Regions from separate parts of the Homo sapiens genome. Here region 1 is linked to region 2. The links are chromatin contacts, found by Hi-C in ENCODE. All regions are on one chromosome and are shown on one strand. Each heading gives the region's core, a stretch centred on a gene start or an enhancer-like site at or near the end of the contact. The rest is flanking DNA. Distances are from core to core; before and after follow the strand shown.

Region 1 (5,542 bases), core at 1,850-4,349, 3.6 Mb after region 2:
CCTTGGATCCCAGACTCTGTCTCCTATGACCCACTCATCTACCAGTATGGCAACTTTTGGAAAGGGAAGTCACTTCTCTCCGGGCCTCAGGTGGATTTACAAGGAAGGTACCAGACTAATAACCTCTACTTAGTGGCAGGTCTCAGGACAGAGATGAAGGCACATACCTGCCCACAGGACAGGGCTCCCTTCCAGCTATAAGCCTCTCAGAGAAGCTCTTGATGTATTATTGCAACACATGAAATGGGACGGTCTAAATACATGAGATCTAGAGCTGCCGGGTCTGGGGCCTGAGGCTGGGCCCCAGCACCTTACTAGTGCTCCATGGGAGAGAAAAAGCCAGGATGTGGAGCCAACTAATGGCTTCACTTTTAAAATAGACAGGCAAATCCTACTCCATTTCTCATCTAGAAAGAGAGAGAAAGAGCTACCTCAGAGAAATGAAGTAGTCGAATCATATCCAGAGGTTAGGTCCTCATATTGTATATAGTCAAAATTATCTTTGACACGGTTGCCAGGGGCTGGAGGTAGAGGAAGATGGGGAGTTGTTTAATGGGTATAGTTTCAGTTTTGCAAAATGAAAAGGTTTTAGGGACCTGTTGCACAACAAAGTCAATATCCTTTACTGAACAGTGCACTTAAAAATGGTTAGGATGGTAACTTTTATGTGTTTTTTAACCACATTTTAAAATTTTTAAAAATGTTCCTCTTTGACTACAGTAAGTGCCTATGGCTTGGTATATACAATCCTGTGCAGTAATTCTTATGAGAACCACTGAGATAAAAGACAGGAACTCAAGGAATTCTGTATCAAATGTCTGGCCATTCAAATCCTTTATCTTTAGGGGAGCTGCTTAAACTCCCTGACAGGTAAGGGGAAGGATGAATGAAGAATTCTAGAGTATTCCCACTTTCCTGTAGGGTTTACTCTCCTCCGTTTTAGCGTTCACTCTCTATAGCCTTAATATACATAAAATCGATTTTGTCATTGGAACATTTATTGAGATGGTGGAATCCCTAAAAATCAGTTCATCCTTAAATTCATGAGAAGCCATACCCATGCCAGAGATTTACTGGTTTCTCTTCTATTCTCCCAGGCACCTGGGTACATCCTCCCTAAACATCTCTGACCTTAGTTCACACAGTAAGGTCAGGGTTTAGTCAGTACAATGAAAAATGAGCCAGCCAGGACACAGTCCTAACTCTGTGAACTTTGAACCAGCTCACTTCTCCCCTCTGAAACTTGGTTTCTCCATCTGCAAAATGAGGACATCTTAGGGCCCTTCCCAGCTTCCCACAGTGCAGGACAGTGACCTAAAGGAATATATGGACCACACCCACCATTCAGCACATAGGGCTTCCGTACAAGCTCTTTAGGCCTCTCCTCTATGTCCACCTCCATGGCCTTCACCTGCAGAGAACAGAGCCCTTGAGACCAGAAGGATCTTTGATGAGGGAAAGTTATAGACTCCTGCTTATCCCAACACAACTACTAACCCATAAGAATCCCTGCCCACGGTTAGGTAGAAGTAGGTAACAATGAGAACTAATGCCCTGGAGGCTTTTTCTCTCTCTCTCTCTTTTTTTTTTTCTTTTTCTTTTTGAGACAGAGTCTCATTCTGTTGCCCAGGTTCAAATGCAGTGGCACAATCTTGGTTGACTGCAACCTCCCCCCGGGTTCAAGTGATCTCCTGCCTCAGCCTCTCAAGTAGCTGGGATTACAATCATGCGCCACCATGCCCAGCTAAATTTTGTGTTTTTAGTAGAGATGGGGTTTTGCCATGTTGGCCAGGCCGGTCTCAAACTCCTGGCCTCAAGTAATCCGTCTGTGCCTTTTACCCCCAACACAATCTTGGTGACAAGGACTTTGTGTTTTGTTCTCTATTAAATCCCCAGGGTGCTTAGGATGTGACATGTTCTCAATAAGTAGTTAACCTAATGAATGGGCTTCGCGAATGAATTTGTTCCATTGCCTTAGGCAAGTTTCTTTTTATTCTTTCATGCCAGAGGAAAATGGCACTACCATTTCTTGAATAAATGTGAGGCTACAGCCACACAGTTAGATAGTCCCTAAGGCAAGGAGTGTTATACCCATTTTATAGATAGGCAGGCAGAGAAAGATGAATTGCTTGCTTTTCTTTTGGGAACCTGGATTCTTTTAATAGTTGTTGAAGCCTCCAGGGGGCCAGGCGGATCACTTGAGGCCCAGCCTGGCCAACATAGCGAAACCCTGCCTCTACTAAAACCACAAAAATCAGCCGGGTATGGTGGCACACGCTTATAATCCCAGCTATTTGGGACGCTGAGGTGGGATATAGCTTGAACCCGGGAAGGAGACTGCAGTCAGGGAAGCCTAGGGAAGCCTCAGACCAAGGATGATTGAATAACAAAGAAAAGGTGTAAGTAAAGATCTCCAACTCTTAGGGAGTACTAATTAGGAAAGTTAAGGGTAGAAAAAGATAAATTAAGGAAAATACCGTTGAGATGCTAATGGGTTAATTTCAGAGAAAAAAGACTGAGTAGAGGGGGTATGGGGAATGTGTGCTGGGGAGGGAGTGTGACGAAGGTCGTAAAGAGACCCTTGCTCAACGTCAGTTGAGCGTTCTGACTGTGGGGAGGTCGAAAACTCGGAAGGGCCTGAGGGAAGGAATGGGCAGTACCACGTTCTGACACCTAGGTCAGTATGGCGGGGGAAGAGTAAAGAAGACAAGGACCGAGACCCTGCCATGTCAGTACCTTTCTCTTACGGAGGGGCACCGCCCTGTTGGGGTCCACAGCCAACCCCATCTCGGCCAGGTTCTGCCGTACCGATTTAGCGTGGTCCCAGGCATGTCGGATGTGGGAGCTACCGGCAAAGAGAGACATCGCGGATCCGTCATCTCGCGGACCGTCCCGGCCGAGGCCCACGGCCACCCGGAACCCCAGCCCCCTCACCATTCGATCCGCGGCGCTGCCTTCCGTCGAGCATTCCGGTTCAGACGCTTTCGGTTGACACTGTAACCAAACTTCTGCCTCCGGGTTTTGCCCTTGGCCTTGGGCATCGCGCTGACCACCGCACCAGCAGCTCAAACACGCTGCCTCTGTCTCTCAGACCTCGTGTAACAAACTCCTTCCGGAAGGCGTGCACAAGGCTTTGCGGGCATTTGGGGAAATGTAGTCCTTTTGTAGCACTACCGTGCTGAGCACTACGACTCCCAGGATGCAACGAGCATTTGCGCCTGCGTACAAGGCTCAATTTATTCGTTTCCCCGCCCCTTTCATGACCTTCACCGGGAGGCTGAGGTCGGAGTCCCGATTTTCTCCTGCTGCTGTGGCCCGGACATGGCGACTCCCGGCCCTGTGATTCCGGAGGTCCCCTTTGAACCATCGAAGCCTCCAGTCATTGAGGGGCTGAGCCCCACTGTTTACAGGAATCCAGAGAGTTTCAAGGAAAAGTTCGTTCGCAAGACCCGCGAGAACCCGGTGGTACCCATAGGTAAGTGGGTGCGGTAGGAACTGCACAAGGAGAGGACAGTGATGTCGGAGGGAAGGAAGTAGAGAAGGACCAGAGCGCTAGCGGGGAGCGGAAGGAGAGCGGACTAGAGAAGAGACGAGGGGGCGGGGCGGTGAGGGGCGAAACTGATTGGAGCGGGAGCAGCGGGTTTAGGGGGCGGGATTTGGGGCCTAAGATTGGGAGGACTCTGTAACTAGGAAGACCTCGACTCGACCTACCCTCGCCGCCCTCCCTCCGCTGTGATCCAGAGATCTTGGCTTTGGGGAAGCGAGACCCAAAGCGGGGAATGACCTGCGGGGCCCGACCTGCTGTTTCCCAGTTGCTTTGTCCCCTCCTCAGGTTGCCTGGCCACGGCGGCCGCCCTCACCTACGGCCTCTACTCCTTCCACCGGGGCAACAGCCAGCGCTCTCAGCTCATGATGCGCACCCGGATCGCCGCCCAGGGTTTCACGGTCGCAGCCATCTTGCTGGGTCTGGCTGTCACTGCTATGAAGTCTCGACCCTAAGCCCAGGGTCTGGCCTTGAAAGCTCCGCAGAAATGATTCCAAAACCCAGGGAGCAACCACTGGCCCTACCGTGGGACTTACTCCCTCCTCTCCTTTGAGAGGCCCATGTGTCGCTGGGGAGGAAGTGACCCTTTGTGTAACTGTAACCGAAAGTTTTTTCAAAAATCCTAGATGCTGTTGTTTGAATGTTACATACTTCTATTTGTGCCACATCTCCCCTCCACTCCCCTGCTTAATAAACTCTAAAAATCCACTTGTATTTAATTCAGTATCATCCCCATGGTTTTTGGTCTTTGATTTTGGAGGAAACGGACTTTGGAGTGGTGCTTAGAAATCGTGTAGTCTAGTGATTCCCGAACTTTCCTAGTAACAGCCACCCAGGGCACTTTGAAAGCAGAGATTTGGCCAGGCGCAGTGGCTCACACCTGTAATCCCAGCACTCTGGGAGGCCGAAGCGAGCGGATCACCTGAGGTCAAGAGTTCAAGACCAGCCTGACCAACATGGAGAAACCCCATCTCTACTAAAAATACAAAATTAGCTGGGCGTGGTGTTGCGTGCCTGTAATCCCAGCTACTCGCGAGGCTGAGGCAGGAGAATCACTTGAACCCGGGAGGCGGAGGTTGTGGTGAGCTGAGATCGCGCCATTGCACTTCAGCCTGGGCAACAAGAGCAAAACTCCATCTCAAAAAAAAAAAAAAAAAAAAAGAATCTCAAGGTCACTCCTTGAGATTCTAGTTCAGTGGGCCTAGAGTAATGCCATTTGAAAAATACTGGTCTAGCCAGCAGTTTTTCAGACTTTCAGTAGGACAACCTTCCTTCAGATGAGGCCTCCCATAGTCGGGTCAGAGGCAGAGGGTTCTGCCCTCCACTCCGCATAACCTCCTCACCCTGCTCCCACCTCCCTAGAGTCTATGGGGCTCCACTGATCTAGACCATCTAGTTCTTTTTTTGAGACGAGTCTCACTGTGTCAGCCAGGCTGGAGTGCAGTGGCAGAATCTCGGCTCACTGCAACCTCCGCCTCCCGGGCTCAAGCAATTTTCCTGCCTCAGCCTCCCGAGTAGCTGGGATTACAGGTGTGTGCCACCACGCCCGGCTAATTTTTGTATTTCGTATTTTTAGTAGAATACTAAAACAACATGGTTTCACCATGTTGGCCAGGCTGGTCTTGAACTCCTGACCTCAGGTAATCCCCCAACCTCGGCCTCCCAAAGTGCTGGGATTACAGACGTGAGCCACCACGCCCAGCCTAGACCATCTGGTTCTTGACACAGTATAGAAGAGGAAACAGGCTCAGAGAAGCAGTCTGGTACAGTGGGAAGAACACAGTCCCGAAGCTCTCCAGAGATTTGTGTACATAGTGTTTGAGGGTTCTGGAAGAGGAGGCTGAGGACCTGAGCACACTCTAGAAGAGAGGTGACCTGTTAGTTCCTCCTTCATGTAGTTTCAAACAAGTATTCCTGGTCTGTGGTCAGCGCTCCTCAAATGTTGGATTTGAGGACCTGCGCTCTTCCCGAGTGATTGTACTGTTTTCAACACCAGCT
Region 2 (3,839 bases), core at 1,340-3,839:
TCATCACCATAACTGCTTAGAAACCCAGAGGAACTCGGGTGAAGTTAAATAAATAAGGACCAGCCCTCTCGAGCCCCTCCCAGAGTTATTGCATTTCTCCTCTCAAGGAGCATGGAGTCCCAATGGGATGTGAAGAGCCTCACCTCCCGTGGCCTTTCAGCAGCTGGGAGAGGTCGTAATGGGGCTCTGAAGGTAGCTCAGCGCACTGTTCGTGGAGTGGACAGGGATGGAGACGGGGAAGTTGAACACGGTGGTGGTGGAGGTGCCTCGGTCGAGCACAGCCATGGCGGGGCTCCCAGCCTCTGCCGAACAGTGCGGAGCCAGCACCTGGGACTCAAACTGCAGCAGCTGGCCCATGAAGCTGAAGTTGGGAGAGATGATGCTTCGCCTCTGCTTCACAAACTCAAAGGCCTCGTCCAGCTTGACTCGATTAGTCCTCATAAGGTAAGCAAGGCAGATGGTGGCTGACCGGGAAATGCCTGCCTGGCAGTGGACAAACACCCTTCCTCCAGCATTCTTGATGGAGTCTGGAAAACCAAAGGAGCGGCTGGTTACTTGAGAGTTCAGGAGAACCACCCCAAGCCCAGGTACAGTGTATCTGAGAAAGGTCATGTGTGTCTTGTCTAGAAATGGTCAACATCACCACATGCCATCACATGGATACTGTTCATGGAGGCAACGTGGGCACTGTGCAAAGGATGGCACAGGATTTAAACTCAGACTGGGGATTTCCACTTAGCAGATAGATCTCAGACCAGTCAATTCAACTTTGTGAGCCCCACTTTGCAAATCTGTAAAGTGGGACATCGAATCAAATTCATATTTTACAGGAATGTTGCCCACACCAGACTGATACTGAATGTGTGGAAGAAGGCTCAGAAAACTTCAAGCTCTTGCCACAGAGGTTGGGCTTAGTGGCTAAAATGAGAAGAGAAAGGCAGAAAAGCCCCAGGCATCCATTCCATTTACCTATGAAGTCAATGGCCTCGTTGAACCAGGAGCTGATGTCTGCCTTGTGGTTGTCCTCCACAGGGATGCTCTTGTACTGGTAGTGACCCTCAAAATGGTTGGGACAATTGGCTGAGACGTTGATCAAGGCAGTGATGCCCAAGGCATCCAGCATGTCCTTGCGGGAAGCGTGATACGCACTGCCCAGGTACAGAAAGGGCAGGATTTCCACCGGGCCACCCTGAAATCCAGAAATATCCAACATTCATCAAGCTTGCTCAAAGCCAAGGCCAGTGCCCATACCCACAAAAACTTTCTGCTGGAAAAGTCAATTTCAGATACCGAGTGAACTCAGTTCTGTTGCTGGAGGATAAATAAATAGGGAACTAAGCCCATTTGCCTGGGCAGGACCAGCAAGTTCATTTCCGTAGAGCCTACAATTGGAGACTCGGCTCCGTCAGACCACTTAACTGTGGAATAAATCATATCCCTGTGTCCCCTCCGTTATAAATAATGCTGCAGGTCACTTTCTATATTCTCCCTGGCACTACTCTTCCATGCCTTTGCCAGTTCTTACTTCTTCCCTGTGGCAGGGACACCTACTAACCTGATCGTAGAGTGGGGTACTGCAGGAACTGCACCCAGATTCCGCGCTGTCAGGGACGCTAGTACTCAGGGGAAGGCTGAGCCCCATGGGGGTCGACTGTTTGCTGCACAGCTCCGGGCAGGAAGCCGAAAACGCTTCGTATCCTCCTGGGAATACAAAGACATTTTTTTTCCCCATTAGTGACACCGGGACACGGCACCTTCATACAACTCCCCCACCCACCAAGGGCTGGAAGTTTACATCGGAAAGGCCCAGGCAAGTCTTTGTTTCCAGAGCCAAACAAAGCCAATGACAAGTTCCAGAGATAAATGTACTCCAGCGCCCACGCGCTGCAGGTGGGGCGATCCCCCGGGAGCCGAGAGCCAGGGGTACCGGGCAAAACCTCAGGGGTGTGCGGCCCGCCCCGAGCTTCCCCGAGGGCGTACCTTTGAGGAAGAAGACTTGCGCGGCGCGCGCCTCGCGGCAGAGCGCGCCGGCCGCCAGGGCCAGGGTGCCGTCGCGCTTGGCGCCGTCCAGGGCGGCGCTGCGCTCGTCCAGCAACACCACGGCGTGGTAGGCGCCGGCCAGCAGGCGGCCGCGGAGCTCGGCGTTGGGCACGATGTGCTCCAGGCCCATGGCGCCCTTGGCCCGGCGCCGCACGATGGTGCTGAAGCGCACGTTGACAGAGCCGGCGATGTGGCCGGCGTTGAAAGCGAAGAAGGAGCGGCAGTCCAGCAGCAGGCATTGCGCCGCTCGCTCCCCCAGCAGCGCCCGCAGGCCTCCAGCGTCCAGGGTGCCCACTTCCATGACCATGGCCGGCCTCAGCGCCCCCAGCGTGATCGGCCCTGCGGTGCTCTTTGTCTGTTCTCGGGGCCAAGGGCAGGGCGGCGCTTTTCGAGGAAAAGCTAGACCCCCGGGTCTCTCTGCGCCGAACCAAAAGCCGCTTTTGGACTGAGAGAGGAGCGTCACGCGGGGCTCCGGGCTCCTCGGCTTCTTCGCGGTTCCCCCGACTGCCCCTCCGACCCGCGTCGCACACACAGCCCAAATGTCCTTCGCAGCGAGCCTGGCCCGGGGAGCGCGTTTATATGCGGCCTCTGGGGGACGGGGCGGGCCAGACCCGCGCGCAGGGGGAGGGGGGGTGTTTGTTTGAATGGTGATCACGTGACGGGGCGGTGACGTCACCCGCCCTGCCAGGCCAGGCGCCGCCGAGCCAGAGGGGGAGACGTCATCAGCCTCGGAGCTGGGTCCGCTCGCCGCGCGCTGGCTCGCGGCCCGGCCCCCGCCCTGCTGTCCGGCCTGCTCTTGGCGCGTCCCCAGGGACCGGACCCGCGCCGCGCTCCAGGCCCAGCGGGGAGGAGGAGGGCTCGCTGCCAGCTGAGGCTGACCTCCGGGATGCGAGCGGCCGGGAGAACGGGCGACGTGCCACCTGCCTTGGCCTCGCCGCTCCTCCCTCTCTCCCTCCCCGAGTCCCCTTCCCCGTGCCCCTCGGCCGCCGACCTGAACCGAAAGGGGCTTCCTGTGCTTTTGCATACTCTTGTGCCCCTTTTCCTCATTTCCTCATCACTAACAGGCGGGGAAACTGAGGTTCCCCAGGCGAAGCGACTGACTTGCCCAGAACCACACTACTGGGGTGGGGGCAGCAAATAGGCGCCTAAGATGAAGTTTAGAGAAAAATGAACAACTCTGCCGATAGAAAAGTCGTCCCTACCAAGACCGACTCGAGCGAGTTGGGGCGGAGAGGTTCAGGGCAATGCTTTCCTGTTTCCCAGACTTTTCTTTAAGGTGGCTTTAAAATATCTACATTTGCCATGAAAGTGTGAGCAAGCAAACTCCCACCGGGAAATAATGCTATTCCTAGTCTTGTGGCCCCCGGAAGACTTGGAGCCAAGGGAGGCAGGTCAGGGGGCTGAAATCCCGGTGAGGGGTCGCAAGGCCCCGCAGTGGATTCCAGGGTTTGGCGTTTGGAGGGGTGAGGGGCGACCCGCAGCGCGACTCGACGGCGCCCCCCAGGGGCCGCCCGACACGTTTCTGTCACCTTGGCTCCAGACTGAGCTTCTCCATCCCTTTCTTTATTATACAAATAGGCAGTATACACAGTGAGCGCCCACTAAGCGCTGGGCTGGGGGCCTCCAACCCGGAACAGAAGCCGGCCACAACCCTCGCTCCCTGTCGTCGCGGCCGTTATAGGCCGAAAGCAAAATCCAATCCCGGGCCATTGTGGGCGGATTGCCAGGACCTGGATCGCAACACTTGGGAAGACCCCCGCCCCGCCCAGCGATCTCCGTGCCCTGAGTCCCAGTGACGG

The links. A loop is a pair of places that touch in the nucleus more often than their neighbours do. Pooled maps may share reads with other maps.
Region 1: a pooled map shows a loop between it and region 2 (24-fold over the local background). The contact joins the promoter of NOP16 here to the promoter of DUSP1 in region 2. A Hi-C loop is called at or near these places in 1 of 168 maps with a recorded cell type or tissue (naive thymus-derived CD4-positive, alpha-beta T cell), 1 of 37 single-sample maps with no recorded cell type and 8 of 50 pooled maps.

The regions. Positions count from the first base shown.
Region 1 is chr5:176,385,499-176,391,040 of GRCh38, forward strand. It overlaps NOP16 (NOP16 nucleolar protein), which reads right to left and starts at 3,100. Exons shown (of 5, transcript NM_016391.8): 1 at 2,935-3,100; 2 at 2,737-2,845; 3 at 1,342-1,411. The coding sequence starts at 3,041. HIGD2A (HIG1 hypoxia inducible domain family member 2A) reads left to right here and starts at 3,253. Exons shown (of 2, transcript NM_138820.4): 1 at 3,253-3,475; 2 at 3,833-4,263. The coding sequence starts at 3,322. The coding sequence ends at 3,999. It also overlaps a transcript of ARL10 not described here. RefSeq lists enhancers at 2,404-3,087, 2,739-3,938, 3,211-3,530, 3,731-3,950, 3,772-4,455.
Region 2 is chr5:172,768,606-172,772,444 of GRCh38, forward strand. It overlaps DUSP1 (dual specificity phosphatase 1), which reads right to left and starts at 2,590. Exons shown (of 4, transcript NM_004417.4): 1 at 1,981-2,590; 2 at 1,556-1,701; 3 at 970-1,189; 4 at 1-527. The coding sequence starts at 2,347. The coding sequence ends at 157. LOC105377730 (a long non-coding RNA gene) reads left to right here and starts at 3,606. Exons shown (of 3, transcript NR_188285.1): 1 at 3,606-3,839. RefSeq lists silencers at 1,938-2,047, 2,588-3,037 and enhancers at 2,077-2,838, 2,148-2,417, 2,839-3,600, 3,065-3,839, 3,601-3,839 and 1 more.